2 separate regions of the Homo sapiens genome follow, and region 2 is linked to region 1. Evidence: chromatin loops called from intact Hi-C (ENCODE). Cell type or tissue: Caco-2. All regions are shown on one strand. Links, peaks and the distances in the headings refer to the core of each region. The heading gives the core; the rest is flanking DNA.

What was found. Peaks named below come from ENCODE experiments on the same cell type or tissue, not always from the same donor. Only the 100,000 strongest peaks of a DNase experiment are listed, where the experiment ranks them.
Region 2: it touches region 1 in a loop (5-fold over the local background); 2 of 110 quality-filtered maps call a loop at or near these places.

Annotation. Positions count from the first base shown.
Region 1 is chr20:13,259,884-13,264,280 of GRCh38, forward strand. All of the region lies in intron 1 of ISM1 (isthmin 1), which reads left to right. It also overlaps a transcript of TASP1 not described here. Among named protein-coding and RNA genes, the nearest start is that of ISM1-AS1, 22 kb to the left of the region's middle. RefSeq lists a silencer at 2,239-2,533. In Caco-2, for the core only: a CTCF peak has its summit at 2,354 (motif pointing left); DNase peaks (open chromatin) are centred at 2,388 and 3,028.
Region 2 is chr20:13,171,291-13,175,687 of GRCh38, forward strand. It overlaps a transcript of TASP1 not described here. Among named protein-coding and RNA genes, the nearest start is that of ISM1, 48 kb to the right of the region's middle. RefSeq lists an enhancer at 3,382-3,431. In Caco-2, for the core only: no CTCF peak of the experiment used is centred there; a DNase peak (open chromatin) is centred at 2,101.

The DNA.
Region 1 (4,397 bases), core at 219-4,218:
TTTTGGAAAAGTTGTCTTAACAAGCCATGTGCTATTGGCACTGTCTCACCCTAGCACAGTACCTGATACATAATAAATATCGATGGAGTGTTTGTTGAATGAATCCATGAATAGAGCTAACAGCCCAGCTTCCTATAGAGAAAGGTTAGCTAAGCTAAGTCAAGAGCCCACAATTGCATCAGCTGCCAGTTTTCCAAGCAGGAATCACACCATTTCCCTAGAGAATAACAGAACAGCAGTCCAAACAGGAACAATCTGTACAGGCAGGTGGCAAAGGGAACAGGTGCCGGTGGCAGGAGCTTTCTCTTCACCTCTGGCCATATGTGGCCTATGACAGCTCTATAATTGTTTTACAGTGTCGGGGGGTCCTGTTAATAAATGGGCATTACTAGTTTCTAGTAGCACACAGAGCTGTACAGGTGCATCATGAAAGCACAAAGGAGAACTGTTAAGTCTCAGCTTCGAGTCTTTGAAAAACTGGCAATGAAGCTATTACCAAAAAAGCACCTGTCAGTGAAGAAAGTCGTTGGCAGGGCTTTGGAATTTTCCAACAGGTTTTACCCAGCTTTGAGCTAACAGGTAGAAGGATAGAGAGAAAGGAGAAGATGTTCTAGTCATTGCAGATAGAATCTACATTTCATGCATTTGTGAACCACTGGATTTTTATTTAATCTCCCCACCCTCAATTTGATGTTTTCAGCATTTGGAATAAAGTGGAGTTTTTTTTTTTTTTGAAGTTAGTGTGAAATAATTTCTCCAGAACAAGTGTCTCTTTAGGATTCCATTCCGAGGAAGTCAGAGCTGAATAGAGTGAGAGGCTTTCTGCAACTCTCATTCTACCTCACCATGGTCATTTCACAGAATAAATAACCAAGGTCCTATATCAGTCAGCTTTTGTTGTGTAACAAACCACACTGGGTTCACTAGCTTAAACCCGCAAGGATTTATTATTTCTCATGACTCTCTGGGTCAGCAGGGTGGCTCTCATAGCCTGGGGAGGCTCAGCCAGGGCTGGATGGTCTAGGACAGTCTCCATCTGAGTGACTGGCCATTGGCAGGCTGGTGAATCTGGTATAAATTATCTCTGCTGCACACGTCTCTCACCATTCAACAGGCTAGCTTGGCCTTCTTCACCGAGTGTTCTCAGCATTCCAAAGAGCAAAAAAAAATAGGCAATCCTAAGGCACAAGTGCTTTTCAAGTCTCTGTTAACTGTTGTCCCTTTGGCCGCAGTAAGAAGCTCAAAGAAGGCCAGGCACAGTGGCTCATGCCCGTAATCCCAGCACTTTGAGAGGCTGAGTTGGGTGGATCACCTGAGGTCAGGAATTCAAGACCAGCCTGGCCAACATAGTAAAACCCCGTCTCTACTAAAAATATAAAAAATTAGCCAGGTGTGGTGGTGGTGGGCACCTGTAATCCCAGCTACTCTGGAGGCTGAGGCAGGAGAATCGCCTGAACCCAGAAGGCAGAGGTTGCAGTGAGCCGAGATCGCGCCATTGCCCTTCAGCCTGGGCAACAAGAGGGAAGAGTGAAACTCTGTCTCAAAAAAAAAAAAAAGAAAAAAGAAGCTCAAAGAGTGTGGAAGCAACTACCTGAGGCGTGGATCTTTAGAGAAAAGAAGAATTTGTGGACATTTTTGCCAACCAGTCTACCATAAGTGCAGAGGTGCAATAACTTACCAAAGCTCACAAAACAGGAAGAGGCAATGCTGGGACCCAGACCCAGACCTTGAAACTCCTGGCCCCAGTCCTTTCCACAGTACCCTGAACCCTTTTCAGGATTCCAAGGTTAACGTCCAATGACCTTTGAAACCCATTTTAGAAGTACTTGGAGCAGAGAGATTAGCAATAGGTTTCAATGAGGGTTCTTAACTTTAGTGTTGAGAAGAATCCATCTCCTTAATTAGGATAATAACTTGGCAAGGGTCCCTAGGCCACCCCTACCCCAGACCTCAGCTTCTGAACTCTGCCATCCATGTCCTTTGGCTTAATTTCCAGGTTCTCCCTCTCACCAACAGAACACCAGCCTTGGCCTGGGCCTTATATCCCCTCATTCTATGCAGGGAGACACAGAATCACTGCAGGAGATGTTCGCCTTCTGGTGTCCTGTTCGACACCCGTTCCCTCTGGTCGTAGGAGGACTTAGATACTTGGGCCTTTTAGGTGCACTAATGATCTGGTGCCTCTTCAAATTGGGTCCTGGAAACCGAGTCCTAGACAGTTACCACTCTGTTTTCTTTGCCGGTAATGGAGAAAGCACAACTTGGAAAATCACCAATAATCCACACTCATTAAATATTTGCTCAAAGTTTGACTTAAAGGGGTGGCTGAACTCTAACAGGGCTGAAGAGGAGGGATGGAAGCCCCCTGGTGGCCACTGGTGGCCTGGCCTTTATAGCCCTGAGCTGGTTAGCTGCAGCCTGGAAGGCTGATAGAAAGCCTTGCCCTTAACTGGATGCTGAGGATGGCTGGCCTCACACCACAAGGGCTTTATCAAAGTGGTTCTGGAAAGTATGATTTCTCCATCTCTCTACATTTGCAGGGATGTTTTAGGTGATGTGTGAAGGGTTTGTTTTTCTTTTTCTTTTTTTTTTTGGCCTAACTCACTTTCCACTCGTGTACTCTGCTTCTTACATGTTTTCTTACACTTGAAAGAATAATTTATCCTTCATTTCAGTTCATTCTTTAGCCTAACAGGACATAAAAGAAATCGGTCCTGGAAAAGCTACCACTCTGTTTTCTTTGCCAGCAATGGAGAAAGCACAACTTGAAAAAATTCACCAATAATCTGCACATTTTCAAGATCAAAGCAGTTTACAGAAGTATTCAAGACACACCAGTGAAGTGTTGATCTCCATTTTGTCAGCCGGCCCCAAGAACCTTCAATGAGGAGAGATACACAGGGATGGGTGGCCCCTCCACCTCAAAGCCAGCTCCCTACCCAAATGCAAAGAGTTGCCCATTCTTCATTTCTTCTAAAGCCTGAGATAATAAACGAGGTCACTGCCAAGCCCTAAAGTAAACATCGTTATGATACATTCTGCCGCCATAACTAGGGATTCCTCAGCTATTAGTCAGACCGTGACAGCAGGCTCCATTCCCAAACCAGGACTGAGACCCTCCTGAATTCTTGAGCCCATGATGTACCTGTGTCACTGGCTCTCAGGGCTGTCGTCAGAGTGCCCAGCAAAGACTGAAGCATACGTATGGCCGTTTCCCCTCTGCCAGCAATAGTTCCTAAAGGGGCATTGCACTGTCATGCTTGCTATAAAATACGGCCATTGACATTTGCTCTGTTCCTGCTGCCTGAAGGGGAATGATTGCCATCATACACAGGCTTCATGAGAGCAGCAGCTGGTCAGCCTTGTCATCTGTGTCTTCACAGTGCAGTTTTTCCCCAGTGCATCCTGGCTGCCTCTTTCCAACACTTCTCAGAATAAGTCCCAACAAGCCCCCCACCACCCCCTGCTTCCACTCCTAGGATCGTGGTCTCCATCCATCTTCCTGAGCACTAAGAACAAGTGTGCCCCTTCTAGAAAGCCGATTTTATGGTCTAAAACTCACTTTATTCATTCTCCTGGTTTTCTCATCTTAGGAGTGCTTGCTCCTCAATCATGTTAAAGATAATCAGTGTGCCATTTTCTTCTTTTATCTCTTCAAATGGCAAAACTTTTGCTCTTCCCTTTGAAATACCACTAGTGGCATTCTTGAACTTATTTTTAGATGTGTGGAACTGTTCCAGACAAAATCGATGCTCGGCACAGATAAAGCCCCGAGTGTGTTTATTGTGGGTAGAAGAAAATGGAGTGTTTGAATGTGGAAGGCGCACAGCCATGTGCCTGGGTGCAGTATGGCTTCCTTTCATCTGGAAAAAGGAAACAAGCATTGTCGATAATAATATGCAGATGTCCAGCCCCAAATGAGGATATATTGCTAATTAACTATATTGTTAGTTTGTTTTAAGGAGAGAGGCTGTAGTGACATTAATTATAATCTCTGTTGTTTGTTGTTCAAAGTCTATGAGACCAAATGCATTGCTAATAATATCTTCTTTAATATCTTCAGTAGAAGATTCCTAGGGTTTTTTTGTTTTTCTTTAGAATCCCACATAAAAGCCACATTAGGGGTAATGAGGCCTGTAGCCTGAGCCTAATTAAAATAAAATCTAACTAGGCCCTCGTTACCCAATGATAACTTTAGCCATCATTATCATCAACTAGTACTTATTTGTTGCCCCCTGAGCTTGTGAAACTGGGGGAAGGAGGAGGGAGTTTGGAGACTGAAGACAGGGCCTGTTCTTTGCCTTTCAGAAATTTGCCAGCCAGTCTGCCTTCAAGAAGTCTGCCTGATTGTGTTAATCTGGGGAATAGTTACCAGTTTTTGCCTTAAAGAGAAAAAG
Region 2 (4,397 bases), core at 72-4,071, 89 kb before region 1:
AAGCACCTGTAACAAAATAGGTTTCTTTCATATATAAAAATGTGTTAATATTTTAAAATGAAATTCAGTTCCCTCTAAAATATTTTCAACAAAATATCCATGAAGAGTTTTTAACTCTAAAAAAATTATCAAATAAAACTTCAAAATATAGATTTTTAAGCGATGTATTAATGAGACAATTCTAAGTGGGACCAATCAAAGTTAAAGATTTCCTATATAGATGAGGCTATAACTGCTATATACAGTCAATGTAACAGGTACATAATATAGAAAAATGAAAATATTTTATTAAAGTGGGTCCATTTCTAGTAAGATGAAAACTAACATTTTCAAAAGTTACACTGATTATTTGAGCATCTATTGTTTCTAATAGCGAATTAGAGAGGAAGTATGACTGGTATTGACATCAGTCAACATGGCTCTCGATTGTGAATAGAAATAGAAAGCCAGAGATTACCAGTTATTTGATGAAAACCAGCAATACCAAAGTGGGTAGCCAAGGAGAAAAAAATGAGAAATATCTTACTGACTGAAACAGACAATTCCTGGAAAAGTTAACTTTTTAAAAGTTCTAATTATGATCTTTGTAGGTCAACCTGATTGTATAAAGAAATTACATCCACAAAACAAGAATAGGCTGATATGTAAAGGAACCCAGAGTTTATAAAAATTAAAAATATGTAATATTAAAGTGGTGAAAATCAATAGAAAGCAAAGAAGAAAAAATCTTTGAATCTCAGAATATAAAGCAAAGGCCAGAAAAAAATAGAAAACATGAGAAAAAATGTAAAACGACAAAGAGGATACATACAGGAGGAACAATATCCATCTAATAAAAACTTGAGAAAGCATTATAATCCCTGAGGCTGAAACAAAATGGAAGATGAAAATGGACTAGCAAGTGCTAAGCGGATGAATATAAAAAGATTTTTATCTAAATACACCTTCATAAAATTTTTACTATCCCAAGGATAAAGGGAAGAACTTAAAATTGTTTTCAGCTAGAAAAAAAATTTTCACCTAAAAAGGTAAAAGTAATTGCTTTTACTACTGAATATTATAAACATGGAAAGTTCATACCAATTTTCACATCTGTTAACAGTGTATAAGTTATCCATTTCTCCAATCTGCACCAATACTATTATTATTTTTATAACATTTGTCAATCTTATAGGATAAAAAGGGGTTCTCTTTCATAAATGATGTCCATTTATAGTGATTTCTTTTCATATATATATACTGGCTGCTTGTATTTGTCTTTTGCACATTTGTTTGAATCCCCTGCTACTATTTCTATTGTAAATACCTCATCAGCAATACCAGATACTAGAAGACAACAAAGCACTGCCTTCAGAATTCATAGGGAAAATACTTTTGAATCTAAAATCCTATGTCCAGAAAAGTCTGTCTAATAAAGGGAGAGTAAAACGGGGATTTTTTTAAATGAAAGATTCAGAAAGTTTACTTCAGTACCCTTCCTTTAAAAAATTACTTGATGAATACTTCAATAAACACTTCCAAGTAAAAGAAAGACATAGTATCCAGGAAAGAGTGAAATTAATATAATAGTATAATGAAAAGAAATTTTGGAATGATAATTAAGGTAGATTAAATCAAAAGGTGATGGGTAATTTTTTGCTCAAGTCCCACTGGGTGTCCCTGGTTGCCAAGCAATCTCCTCCACATGGTGTTTCAGGGACCCAGGCTATTTCCAGCCTGTGGCTCCACCAACCCCTAGGACTTTGCCATTGCATGTGTGGTTATGGCTCCAGGTTTCAGCCTGGGGAAAAGAAAAAGTGATCATGGAAGAGGGCTCCCTTTACCCTGTATGATGATTGACTTAACTCTGACTCTTTAGACACATTGAGAGTGCTGGCAAGCCCTATTTCCAAGATCTCAGGGGAGCATCCAGAGATCTATAAAAAGCAGAATTGCTGCAGAGAATGCCCTAATATCTTAGTTCCTAGAGATGTAACCCTCCTATCCCAAAGCTGCTCCAACACCAACTTCATTTACTCACATCAGACAGATGAAATCTTATAAGCTTCATCCATTCTCCAGCTACAGAACCCAGAGTCATGACCACACAGCCAGTTGGTCAGCAGGTTAGACCAGTTACTTCTTGCGTCATGTCTCATTCTTATCAAGTATGGATGCACTCACCTAGTTCCTCAGGAAAGATATGCTTACTTCTGTTCACAGTGTACAAGGTGGCTGTAAGATGTGAATGCTCTCAGCAAAGGCACCTTTGAAATGGATGGGCTAGGCTGGAGGAGGGGGCGTTACAGCAGTGGTTGTCCATCTGCTGTCCTGGCCACAAGAACCATGGGCATGCTAAGTCTGGCCCATATGCTCCTCAGGATATGAAAACAGAGGTGATAGGTTTCTCACCTCTGTGATCTTTGCTCTGCCTCTCACATTGTCACACCTCACTTCAAGACCCTCCTGGGTTTCATTAGTGATGGTGAAAGTGAGCCAACTGGGGATTGGTGTAGGTTTGTTTGGAATTGCCTCTTTTAAAATTTCACTTTCACAGGGTAATAGCCTGGAGTCAACTCTTTGGTGAAATGCTGGAAAAGAAAAAATATGGTGCACTTTATGGCTTGTTTATCCATCTGCACCTTCCCTGATGCATGTTCCTGGAGTCTCTGCCTTCCTGGGTTGTGACCTTTCAGAATTTTGTAGCTTGTTCAAAGCTATTCTTCTGTGACAGTTTAAGGACTAGAAGAGAGAGCCACTAAAAATAACAGTGTGCACAACAATTCATTCCTGCCCCATCCCCAGTGCCGTTCTTCATTTCCACGTCCAGCCTTCAATGTGTATATATGTGAATGATGTGAAAATGAAATTTACATATGGTAGGTTCTCACCTTGTAGAAGTACGAATTTACAGGTCTGATTTTAGAAAATTATTGTTCATCACATCCCATGGGCATGTTCAGGTCTTTTAAATTTATACTTCTGAAGTTCATGATTAAATAGATGTTATACATTAAAGAAGAAAAGTTCAAAATGAGAGAGAGGCAACTTGAACATACATTTAGTTAACCAAAGCTTAAAAAATAATTTGAAAATTGTCTTAGGCTCATTATAATGATCTTGAATTATACTCTTAAGATATTCCAGGCAGGGTGTGGTGGCGCATGCCTGTAATTCCAGCACTTTGGGAGGCTGAGGTGGATAGATCGCTTGAGCCCAGGAGTTCAAGACCAGCCTGGGCAACGTGGTAAAACCCCATATCTACAAAAAATTTAAAAAATTAGCCAGGCATAGTGGCATGCGCCTCTAGTTTCAGTTCCTCAGAAGACTGAGGCGGTAGAATCACTTGAGCCTGGGAAGTCGAAGCTGCAGTGAGCCGTAATGCAGCCACTGTACTCCAGCCTGGGTGACAGAGTGAAACCTTGTCACGAAAAAAAAAAAAAAGAGATATTCCATAGAAGATGAACTTCTTTCATTACGTCTCAAATTTTCATCTACAAGATGCATTAAAAATGTACAGGTCTCTTTGATATGGTTTGGCTGTGTCCCTACCCAAATATCACCTTAAACTGTAATAATCCCCACATGTCATGGGCAGGGTCAGGTGGAGATAATTGAATCATGGGGGCAGTACCCCCATATGGTTCTCATAGTAGTGAATAAGTCTCACGAGATCTAATGGTTTTATAAATGCAAATTCCCCTGCATAAGCTGTCTTGCCTGCCGCCGTGTAATATGTGACTTTGCTCTTCATTCGCTTTCTGCCATGATTATAAGGCCTCCCCAGTCATGTGGAACTGTGAGTCAATTATACTCTTTCCTTTATAAATTACCCAGTCTCAGGTATGTCTTTATTAGAAGTGTGAGAACAGACTAATACACTCCTAAACTTGCAATTCTACCTCTGAGAATTTACACTAGAGAAATACTTAAGAACTTTAGTTTCTGGAAACATGATGATCTCACCAGAAATCCTCTCATTGCAAAGTGGAAATACTGGATAAAATGTAAGATTCTTTAAATGTAGGACTGAGCCCACAAGAAAGGAAAATCCCCAGGGATAAAATATGAAGAGGAACCTGAAATCATAAGCTGTAATAGCTAAGCTGAAATTCTGGAGGTCTTATGGGTATTTTCTGGTCTTAGTAACAGAGGTTTTTCCCTCTTTGTTCCAGTTTCCTTCCCACATAGGGAAAAAAGATGAAGACTTAGGCAACAAAGATAAAGACTTAGGCCAGTGAGAGGTGGGAAGTTAGACTACAAAAATCCACCCAAAGGCATAGAGCAATGACAAAGAAGCTTTTCTGTCTAGGCTCTAGATGAAAAAAAAATTGAAGTACTCTGAGAAATCATAACCACAGGCCTGACCTCACGAGTTTGGCACTTAGATTTACACTAGAATTTTCATGGGAAGAGAT